Linked DNA regions of Homo sapiens: region 1 is linked to region 2. A link is a loop called in an ENCODE intact Hi-C map of the cell type or tissue named here. Cell type or tissue: transverse colon. All regions are shown on one strand. Links, peaks and the distances in the headings refer to the core of each region. The heading gives the core; the rest is flanking DNA. Region 1 overlaps SNX29 (sorting nexin 29). Region 2 overlaps LOC400499 (putative uncharacterized protein LOC400499).

Region 1 (5,380 bases), core at 186-5,185, 560 kb after region 2:
TGTTTACTAACTGTGTTGCTGGGCGAGTCGCTTCACTTGTCCTGGCTTCAGACCTTGTCTTTCACATGGCGATGGCCTTGGTTGTGATGATGTCAGATGTAAAGTGTTTACTGCAATAGCTGGTGCATAGTTAATGCTCAGTAAATAGTAGTTGCTGTTGCTGCTGTTATTATTACTGCCAGCATGAAAAAATGTTAAAGAGGCAATGTTAAGTGAAGAAAATTGATCACAAAATTATGTATACACTAGCATTACAACTATGAAAATATCTGGGGTTGGGCATGGTGGCTCCCGACTGTAATCCTAGCATTTTGGGAATCTCAGGCAAGAGGATCGCTTGAAGCCAGGAGTTTGGTACCAGCCTGCCAGCCTGCACAACATAGCAGAACCTCATCTCTACAAATAAATAAAAATTAAAAAGTTAGCTGGGCATGGGGGTGCGTGCCTGTGTCTCAGCTACTCGGGAGGCTGAGACAGGAGGATCACTTGAGCCCAGGACGTTGAGGCTGCAGTGAGCTGTCCAGCCTGGGTGACAGAGGGAGAGGCCCTGTCTCAAAAATAAATAAATAATAATTAATTTAAAATGTATATAACAAATTTTAAAAATCTGTGTACATGTGGATAAAAAGTAGTGGGATGTGAGGAGATACAAGTAGTTGTAGGAATGACTGTCTTATGGATAAAAACAAACTTTCTTAGGTTTCCCATAACGCCTTAAATCTGTTCCTATCCTCAGACTGAGTAATTCGACATGTGGAAATCTTTCGTAAGGAACTAGGAATGAGGACAATTATTTATGTATAGGGGTGTTCTTTACTGTACAGAGGGAAAGTTGGCCATGTGCCATGCCCTTAGTAGTAGGGAAATAGTTATGTTTTACTGGAAAGCCATCAAAAATCATCTTTGAAAGACTTTTAATTGTAATAGGAAAATGTTCATGCTCTAGACAAGAAAATAAATGAATCAGGATACAAAATTACACATATAAATATGTATGCATATACACTCATACAATATGATGTGGTTTTATTTATTTATTTTTTGAGACAGAGTGGAGTGTTGTGGCGTGATCTCGGCTCTCTGCAACCTCCGTCTCCTGGGTTCAAGCGATTCTCCTGCCTCAGCCTCCCAAGTAGCTGGGACTACAGGCGTGCGCCACCACACCCAGCTTTTTTGTATTTTTAGTAGAGACAGGGTTTCACCATTTTGGCCAGGATGGTCATCTCTTGACCTCGTGATCTGCCTGCCTTGGCCTCCCAAAGTGCTTGGATTACAGGGGTGAGCTACCGCGCCATCCTGTTTTTTTTGTTTTGTTTTTTTTGAGATAGAGTTTTGCTCTGTCGCCCAGGCTGGAGTACAGTGGTGCGATCTTGGCTCATTGCACCTTCTGCCTACCGGGTTCAAATGATTCTCCTGCCTCAGCCTCCCGTGTAGCTGGGATTACAGGTGCCTGCCACCATGCCTGGCTCATTATTGTATTTTTAGTAGAGATGGGGTTTCAGCATGTTGGCCAGGCTGATCTCGAACCCCTGACCTCAGATGATCCGCTCGCATCGGCCTCCCGGAGTGCTGAGATTACAGATATGGGCCACCGTGCCTGGCCTGATGTGTTCTTTTCTTCTGGCTGCTGTAACAAATTAATACACAGTTGTTGGCTTTTAAACACTATAATTTATTCTCCCACAGTTCTGGAGGTCAGAAGTCCCCAATCAGTTTCACTGGGCTAAAGTCAAGGTGACAGCAGGGCTGCTTCCTTCCAGAGGCTTCAGGGCTGAATCCGTTTCTGGCCCTTCCAGAGTCTGCTCGCTGCCCACCTTCCTTGGCTATGGCTGCCCCATTCTAGTCTTTGCTTCTCTGGCCACATCATGTCCTCCTCTTCTGTGTCAAGTTTCTCTCTGCCTGCCTCTTATGAAGATCTTGTGATTACGTCAGCCTCGCAGGGATTATGCAAGATAACCTCCCAATTTCCAGATCCTAACACAGTTGCATAGACTCTTTTACTATATAAGGTAATATTCAGAGAATTCTGGAGCTTAGGACGTCGATATGTTTGAGGATTATAATTCAGCCTACAGCAAATGTTGATTTTTTTATAAAAAAGAAAAGTGCAGTAAAAAAGACTGAAAACTCTTGAAAATGTCAATATTGGTCTTTTCTGGATGAGAGGTTTTAGAGTCATTTTTATTTTTGATATACTCTTCTGTATCTCCCACCTTTTTTTCTTATTTCATTATTGTTTTTGAGGCTGAGTCTTGTTCTGCCACCAGGCCGGAGTGCAGTGGTGCAATCTCAGCTCACTGCAACCTCCGCCTCCTGGGTTTAAGTGATTCTCCTGCCTCAGCCTGCCCGGTAGGTGGGATTACAGGTGTGCGCCACCATACCCAGCTAATTTTTGCATTTTTAGTAGAGATGGGGTTTTACTGTGTTGGCCAGGCTGGTCTTGAACTCCTAGCCTCAAGTGATCCACCACATCAGCCTCCCAAGTGCTGGGATTACAGGCATGAGCCACCGTTCCCAGCTTCAATTTTTATTTTAGATTCAGCGGGTACATGTGCAGGTTTGTTACCTGGGTACATTGCGTGATGCCGAGGTTTAGGGCACGATTGAACCCATCTCCCAGGCAGTGAACATAGTACCTGGTAGGTAGTTTTTCCGTCTGTGCTCTCCTCCCTCTCTACTCTCTCTAGCAGCCCCCAGTGTCTGTTGTTTGCCATCTTTATGTCTGTGTGTACCCAGGGTTGAGCTTCCATTTATAAGTGAGACTATCCAATATTTCGTTTTCTATTTCTGTGTAATTCGCTTAGGATAATGGCCTCCAGTCATCCATGTTGCTGCATAGGACACAATTTTGTTCTTTTTCATGGCTGCATAGTATTCCATTGTGTAAATGTACCACATTTTGTTTATCCAGTCCACTATTGATGGGTATCTGGGTTGATTCCATGTCTTTGGTGTTATCTCCTACCTTTTCCATGCTAAGGGGATACTCTGTTACAATCTCCAACTTCGCCTAGAGGCTTTGTGTGTTCCTCTCCCAGTGCTGAGTGCCCCAGGCCGAGTGCCAGGCGCCTGTGCCCTCTCTCCGTAGAGCCCGTGTTCTGGTACTACGTGAAGGAGGTCCTCAACAAGCACGAGCTGCAGCGCTTCTACTCCCTGCGCCACATCGCCTCAGACGTGGGCCGGGGTCGCGCCTGGCTGCGCTGTGCCCTCAACGAACACTCCCTGGAGCGCTACCTGCACATGCTCCTGGCCGACCGCTGCAGGCTGAGGTACGTGGCCGGGATGCGAACTGGGATGGGATGGAGCAAGAGGTGAAGATCTTGGAGTCTGGAATCAGACCACCTGGATTTTCATCCTAGTTCCCCGATCTGGGGGAAGTGGGCCTCCCTCTGACAGCTCCGGAGTGTTCTGCTGAGCTGTGGAGAAACTTGGGGGAGAATCATTGAGAGACTGCCTGTAAAGGGCTCGGCATGGCACTTGCATACAGCCAGCTTGGATGTGGAGAGAGCTGTTGTCTTAGGACATAGCTTCCTCTTCACTTTCTGGATTTTTTTTTTTTTTTTAAAGACAGGGTCTTGCTTTGTTGCCCAAGTTGGAGTGCAGTGGCATGAACATGGGTCTTTGCAGCCTGGACCTCCCTGGCTCAAGCAATCCTCCCACCTTAGCCTCCTGAGCAGCTAGGACCCTAAGCGTACGCCACCATGCCTGGCTAATTTAAAAAATTTTTTTGTAGCGATGGGGTCTCAGTGTGTTGCCCAGGCTGGTCTCGAACTCCTAGGTTCAAGTAATCTTCCCACCTCAGCCTCCCAAAGTGCTGGGATTACAGGTATGAGCTACCATGCCAGGTGCAGAATTTTAATTTGGGATTCTTGAATTCATTCAATCCCAAACTGAAAAAAACATGGAAATTTTACATTGGGGAAGGAAGTCATTTTTTTTGTTGTTGTTTGTTTGTTTGTTTTTGAGACGGAGCCTCACTCTTTTGCCCAGGCTGGAGTGCACTGATGCTATCTGGGCTCACTGCAACCTCCGTCTCCTAGTTCGAGCGATTCTCCTGCCTCAGCCTCCTGAGTAGCTGGGATTACAGGCCTGTGCCACCATACTCAGCTAATTTTTTGTATTTTTAGTGGGTACGGGGTTTAATCATGTTGGCCAGGCTGGTCTTGAACTCCAGACCTCAGGTGATCTGCCCGCCTAGGCCTCCCAAAGTCCTGGGGTTACAGGCGTGAGCCACTGTGGCTGGCCATGGCCATTAGTTTTGCTCTGAGAATGGTGGACTAGACATGTTGTTTTGTGTCCTTGAGTGATACGGAGCGACACTGACGAATCCTGTTCTGGTTCCTTAAGTAACTTCCCCATCAGCAACGCCCAGATCGTCAACAGTGAAATTTCACTGAATTCCGTAAGTGGGCAGTTTGTGAGTAGTGTGGCATGTTCCCTTGATTTTATGTCTTGCCCTGTGTTCCCTAGTTCAGGTCTCCTCTTCTGCTTTATCTACTGCTGTGGTCACCTCTCTACTGGTAATGTCTCAGATCTTCTGGGATTGTGCACTGGGGCTCTTAAAAATACTCTTAAAGTTCTCTGTTGCCTGTGGCTCCTTGTTCAATTGTATGGCAAGACTCTATGGGTCCAAAATGGGAGTGCTTGGGAACCAGGAGGACTGACACTGATGACACCTGTGTACTGCTCACGGTCAGAGTTCGGAGGCTGAGAATGTCTGGATCTCTAGGGCATTAACCAGCTTTAGTTAAGGAAAACACACTCCTGTTTCTTTCTTTCCTTTTTTTTGAGAAGAAGTCTCGCTTTTTTGCCTAGGCTGGAGTGTAGTGGCGCGACCTTGGCTCACTGTAACCTCTGCCTCCCGGCTTCAAGCGATTCTCCTGCCTCAGCCTCCCGAGTAGCTGGGTCTGCCAGCGCCTGCCACCATGCCTGGTTAATTTTTTGTATTTTTAGTAGAGACGGGGCTTCACTGTGTTAGCCAGGGTGGTCTTCTTGATCTCCTGACCTCGTGATCCTCCCGCCTCGGCCTCCCGACGTGCTGGGATTACAGGCGTGAGTTACTGTGTCTGGCCTACTCCTTTTTTTCGAAGTGAATTTCTGTGAAGCTCCTTCCAGCATATTATTTACGGGTAGTTCAGAGTTACATACTCAGTCTCAAAGTTGAAGTGACCAACAAGAAGAAATGAGTCCAGCAGGTAAGAATCACAGTTGACCTTACCTGGATCACCAGCCACTTCCCCAGCTGGATGTTGGGAAAACACATTCATTTAGATGCACGAAAACAGGCTCAGATTTTTAAAGGATTATGATTTTAGGAATCAGGTGCAGTCAGAATGTCAGCTTGAGCATGTGGTTTGTACGTCTACTAACATTTTCTGGG
Region 2 (5,380 bases), core at 119-5,118:
AAGCAGGCCCAAGAGTCTTCATAGCACTGTATGTAACAGCCAGCAACTGATGGATACAGAAATTGTTGTTTGTTCACACAATGGAATACTATGCAGCTATGAAAAGGAACAAATTATAAGTACACACCACAGGACAGAGAAATCTCACCAATTTTAAACCAAAGTCAGACACAAAAAGAAGTACAGGAGCAGCACTATTCAGTCTCCAAAAGGCAGCAACAACCCAAATGTCCATCAGTGAATGAATGGATAAACACACGTGGTACATCCATACGATGAAATATGACTTGACCTTAGTTAGGAATGGAGTACTGAGCTACGCTACAATGTGGGTGAACTTCCAAAACACTAGGCTAAGAGGAAGAAGCCAGACACAAAGGTCACATATTATATGGTTCCATTTACATGAAATATCCAGAAGAGGTAAATCCATAGAGACAGGAAGCAAATTGGTGGCTGTTGGAGGCTAGGAGGAGGGGCTGCTGGGGAGTGACTCTTTCACGGGTGCAGTGTCTCTTTTGGGGGTGATAAAAATGTTCTGGAACGAGACAGAAGTGGTGGTGGCACAACATGGTGAATGTACTAAATACCATGGAATTGTTCACTTTTTTTTTTGAGACGAAGTCTCACTCTTGCCGCCCAAGCTAGAGTGCAGTGGTGCAATCTTGGTTCACTGCAACCTCTGCCTCTTGGGTTAAAGCGATTCTCCTGCCTCAGTCTCTTGATTAGGTGGGATTATAAACGCCTGCCACCACACCTGGCTAATTTTTGTATTTTCAGTAGAGACGGGGTTTCACCATGATGGCCAGGCTGGTCTCGAACTCCTCATCTCAGGCAATCTGCCCACCTCAGCCTCCCAAAGTGCTGGGATTGCAGGCATAAGCCACCGCGCCCAGCCCTATTTTATTTTTTATTTTTATTTTTTTGAGACGGAGTCTTGCTCTGTCACTCAGGCTGGAGTGCAGTGGTGCTATCTTGGCTCTCGGCAACCCCTGCCTCCCGGTTTTAAGTGATTCTCCTGCCTCAGCCTCCAGAATATCTGGTATTACAGGTGCACACCACCATGCCCAGCAAATTGTTTTGTGTCTTTAGTAGAGACAGGGTATCACTATGTTGACCCGGCTGGTCTTGAACTCTTGAGCTCAAGTTATCCACCTACCTTGGCCTCCCAAAGTGCTGGGATTACAGACATGAGCCACCATGCCCGGCCAATTGCTCACGTTAAAATGGTTATTTTTACATATGAGAATTTCATCTCTTAAAAAAAAGAGTATGCGGTGAATGATTCCATTTATATAAAGTTTACAAAAGGAACTGGATGTGACTTCTACTGCCAACCAAATAGGAGTAATGAAGACTGGGTTTAACCTCCCACGTGGAGCAGCTGGTAACCCAGATGACACAGGCTCAACAATGGTTCCCAAGACACAGACATCAGGCAATCCAAGACGATGAACCCCAAGAGATGTAAACAAGCAAGATGAGCTCAACTTCCTGCCTGGAGACAGTGTCCAGGCTGTGGTGCAAGGAGGGGGAATGGAGGCTGAGCCAGGGGACTCCCTGAACTGAGGAGCTGGGGGTATGGGGAGTCCCTGGCAGCTGGACTTTGCAGGACAGGATACCAGAGATGAGAGAGCTGAACAGAGAGCATGCTCGCAGGTCTGCAGAAGGTCCTACGAGAATCTCTGTAACATCCCATCAGGCAAAAATTTCTGAGATGTAACAGTCAAAGCTCTATCAGCCAAAGAAACTAATAAACTTGACTTCATGAAAATTAAGACTTCCTGCTATTTTTTGGAAGACACCATTGAGAGAACAAAAAGATACACCACAGACTGGGAGAAAATATTTCTGAGTTACATATCTGATGAAGAACTTGTTTCTGGTCAGCCATGGTGGGTCACACCTGTAATCCCAGCACTTTGGGAGGCTGAGGCAGGAGGATCGCTTGAGGTCAGGACTTCAAGATCAGCCTGGGCAACACAGTGAGACCCCATCTCAACAAAAAGAGAAAAAAACTTAGCCAGGTGTGGCAGTACTGCCTATAGTCCCAGCTACTCAAGTGGCTGAGGCTGGAAGATCACTTGAGCCCAGCAGGTCAAGGTTGCAGTGAGCTATGATCACACCACTGCACTCCAGCCTGCATGACAGAACCAGACCTCAACTCAAAAAAAAAAAAAAGGAAAAAGAAAAAATCAACAACTTGTTTCTGGAGTATAGAAAGAATTCTCAAAACTCAGTAATAAGAAAACAAGCCAACAAAATAAGATGAGCAAAAGATTTGAATGTACATTTCACCAAAGAAGACGTACAATAGCAAATGAGCACATGAAAAGATTATCAATGTCATTAGTCATTAGGGAAATGCAAATTAAAGCCACGAGATACCACAACGCATTATTAGAATGGCTAAAATTAAAAAGTCTAACCATATCGAGTGTTGGTGAGGATGTGGAGAAACTGAAACTCTCACACAATGCTGGTGGGAATGCAAAAATAGTACAACCACTTGGGAGAATGGTTTAGCAGCTTTAGAAAAATTTAAACATATACCTACCATATGATCTAGCCACACCTACTAATTATTCAAGAGAAACAAAAGCATATGCCTAAAAACTTGTACACAAATATTCATAGCAGCTTTCTTTTTAATAGCCAAACCCTGGAAACAGCTCGAATGTCAATCAACAGGTGAATGGAGAAACAAACTGTGGTATATCTATACAATGGAATACCATTAAGCAATAAAAAGAAAGAAACTATGTTATAACCTATAGCATGGGTGAGTCTCAGAATAATTATGCTGAATAAAAGAAGCCAAACAAAAAAGAGTACATGCTTTTTTTAAAAAGGACATGTTGGCAAGCGCAGTGGCTCACACTTGTAATCCCAGCACTTTGAGAGGCCAAGGCAGGAGGATTACTTGAGCCCAGGAGGTTGATACCAGCCTGGGCAACATAATGAGACCCTGTCTGTACAACTTTTAAAAAAAAAAAAAAAACTAGATAGGCATGATGGCACATGCCTATAGTCCCAGCTACTCCGGAAGCTGAGGTGGAAGGATTGTTTGAGCCTGGGGGGCAAAGGTTGCAATGAGCCAAGATCATGCCACTGCACTCCAGCTTGGGTGACAGAGTGAGACTGTCTCAAAAAAAAGGACATGCTGTGTGATCTAATTTACATAATATTCTAGAATATGCAAAGAAGTCTATGGTGACAGAAAGCCTCTCACTAGTTTCTGGGGACAGAGGAGAAGCAGGAGGAAGGGACTTTTTTTTTTTTTTTTTTTTTTTTTTTTTTTGAGACAGACTCTCGCTCTGTCGCCCAGGCTGGAGTGCAGTGGCGTGATTTCGGCTCACTGCAAGCTCCGCCTCCCGAGTTCACACCATTCTCCTGCCTCAGCCTCCCAAGCACCTGGGACTACAGGCACCCACCACCACGCCTGGCTAATTTTTTGTATTCTTAGTAGAGACAGGGTTTCACCATGTAAGCCAGGATGGTCTTGATCTCCTGACCTCGTGATCCGCCTGCCTCGGCCTCCCAAAGTGCTGGGATTACAGGCGTGAGCCACTACGCCCGGCCGCAGGAAGAGATTATTAAGGATCTGGAAGAGACTTTTGGGAGTGATGGGTATGTTCATAAGCTTTATCATGGTGATGATCTCATGAGTGTGTACATGGGTCAGAATGTATCAAACTGTACACCTTAACCATGTACTAGTGTTCACCGTGTGTCAATTAGACCTCAATAAATCTCACTTTTAAAAAGTAGAACAAACTGATGCTGCCAGAAGTCAGAAGAGTGGTTACTCCTGGTTAAGGATGGGTATTAACAAGAACAGGAGTACAAAGGGGAGGGTGGGAGCTGAAGATGGTCTGGGTGCTGGTGACATGGGTGTATTGAGGTGGTGGACAGGCAGGCTGTACACTTACAACTTAGGGACTTTTCCATGCATAGGATCTATTTCAAGCAACAGTTTTTCCAAATAAAGCCAGCTACCAGTGGACTACTCAGATTTGAACCAGCCACTTAATTCTGCAAGGAGGAGGCAGAGTCAGAGTTCACGGACACCCAAGTCTCAGGTTCAAAAGTCCACGCATGAAGCGGGGTGGGCCTGCCTGGGGGAGTACAGTGGGTGTGGCCACCTCCCTTACCTTCTGCTGTAGGTATCTCATCCTTCTGTCTCTGTCTCCTGGACACTCGGGGCTGGCTGGCTGTGGTGCAGGCCCTGGTTCTGGCCCTGGGGGTTCCTCTGGCTCAGGCTCTCTCCCGTCTTCCTGACCCCAGAATGACTTCCTGCCAAACAGCCTGTGAGCAATTTCCTCAGCATTTTCCAGCCGGAGCCCAAGCTGGGAAGGGAAGCCACAGGCTCAGGGAGGAACAATTCAGTCACAGGGGTGATGATGAGCTGTTAGGCTGGGGATATGAATGGAGGACCCAGAAGGCTTGAGCACGGCACTCCAGGCTCCCTGGTGCCCACCTGGGCTGAGGTTCGGGGACACAACCTTGGGAAATCCACCAATCTCTCTGTATCTACTTGGTAGATGCCACACGGTAAGAATTCTTGCCAATTCTTTAAGGCTTGGTTCAAATGTCATCACCTGTGGGAAGCCCTCCCTGAACTCCCATGTCACTCTCTTCCCACCTCCTCTGCCCCACACACAATATACTCAGACTGGAATGTGTGTCTTCCTCGAAAGATCCAGGATGAGGGCAAGGGCTCGTGTATCAATCACTAGGCACCTGCACGACCTCCCCTGGATGGGGGGGAGGGTTTCAAAATTTGATAGGTGAATAAATGGATCTTTCCTTCTGTCCCTCCCGTCTTCCATCTGCCCGTCCGCGCACCCCTCTCTTCACCTATCCTTTCATCCTTCCCACGCATCCATCCATCCATCTGCCTCTCCACCTTCCATCTTTTCTTTCCTTTGTTCTATCCATCCTTATTCCTATCCATCCATCTGCTTTTCCTTTCTTATGGACCCCTCTCCTTCTATCTATTCTTTCTTCCCTTTTTCCATCCAGACATCTCTGATAGCATTTTCAGAGAAGTCACCAGAGACCAGCCCTTGGCAATGACTGGTGAGTGGATGGATGGATAATAGATGGATGTGTGACTCAGAGGATGAAAGATGGATGAGTGGGAAAACAGATGAATAGATAGGTAGGTAGACAGAGATGGATGGGAAATTACAGGGCTGGATGGACACACAGATGGACAGATGGGAGGGTGGGTATGTCCATGTATGGGTAGGAGGGTGGACAGATGAATAAGTGAATGGATGGATGGGTGGGTGGGTGGTTTGGTAAATGGATTGAGTGAATAGATGGATGGATGTATGGATGGATGGATGTATGGATGGATGGACGGATAGATGGA

Evidence for each region. Peaks named below come from ENCODE experiments on the same cell type or tissue, not always from the same donor. Only the 100,000 strongest peaks of a DNase experiment are listed, where the experiment ranks them.
Region 1: a loop joins it to region 2, with 14 times the contacts of the local background. A loop is called at or near these places in 1 of 110 quality-filtered maps.

The regions. Positions count from the first base shown.
Region 1 is chr16:12,039,809-12,045,188 of GRCh38, forward strand. SNX29 (sorting nexin 29) reads left to right here. Exons shown (of 21, transcript NM_032167.5): 5 at 3,089-3,269. Among named protein-coding and RNA genes, the nearest start is that of SNX29, 66 kb to the left of the region's middle. In transverse colon, for the core only: no CTCF peak of the experiment used is centred there; no DNase peak of the experiment used is centred there.
Region 2 is chr16:11,480,725-11,486,104 of GRCh38, forward strand. LOC400499 (putative uncharacterized protein LOC400499) reads right to left here. Exons shown (of 67, transcript NM_001370704.1): 16 at 4,155-4,349. Among named protein-coding and RNA genes, the nearest start is that of LITAF, 100 kb to the right of the region's middle. In transverse colon, for the core only: no CTCF peak of the experiment used is centred there; a DNase peak (open chromatin) is centred at 3,066.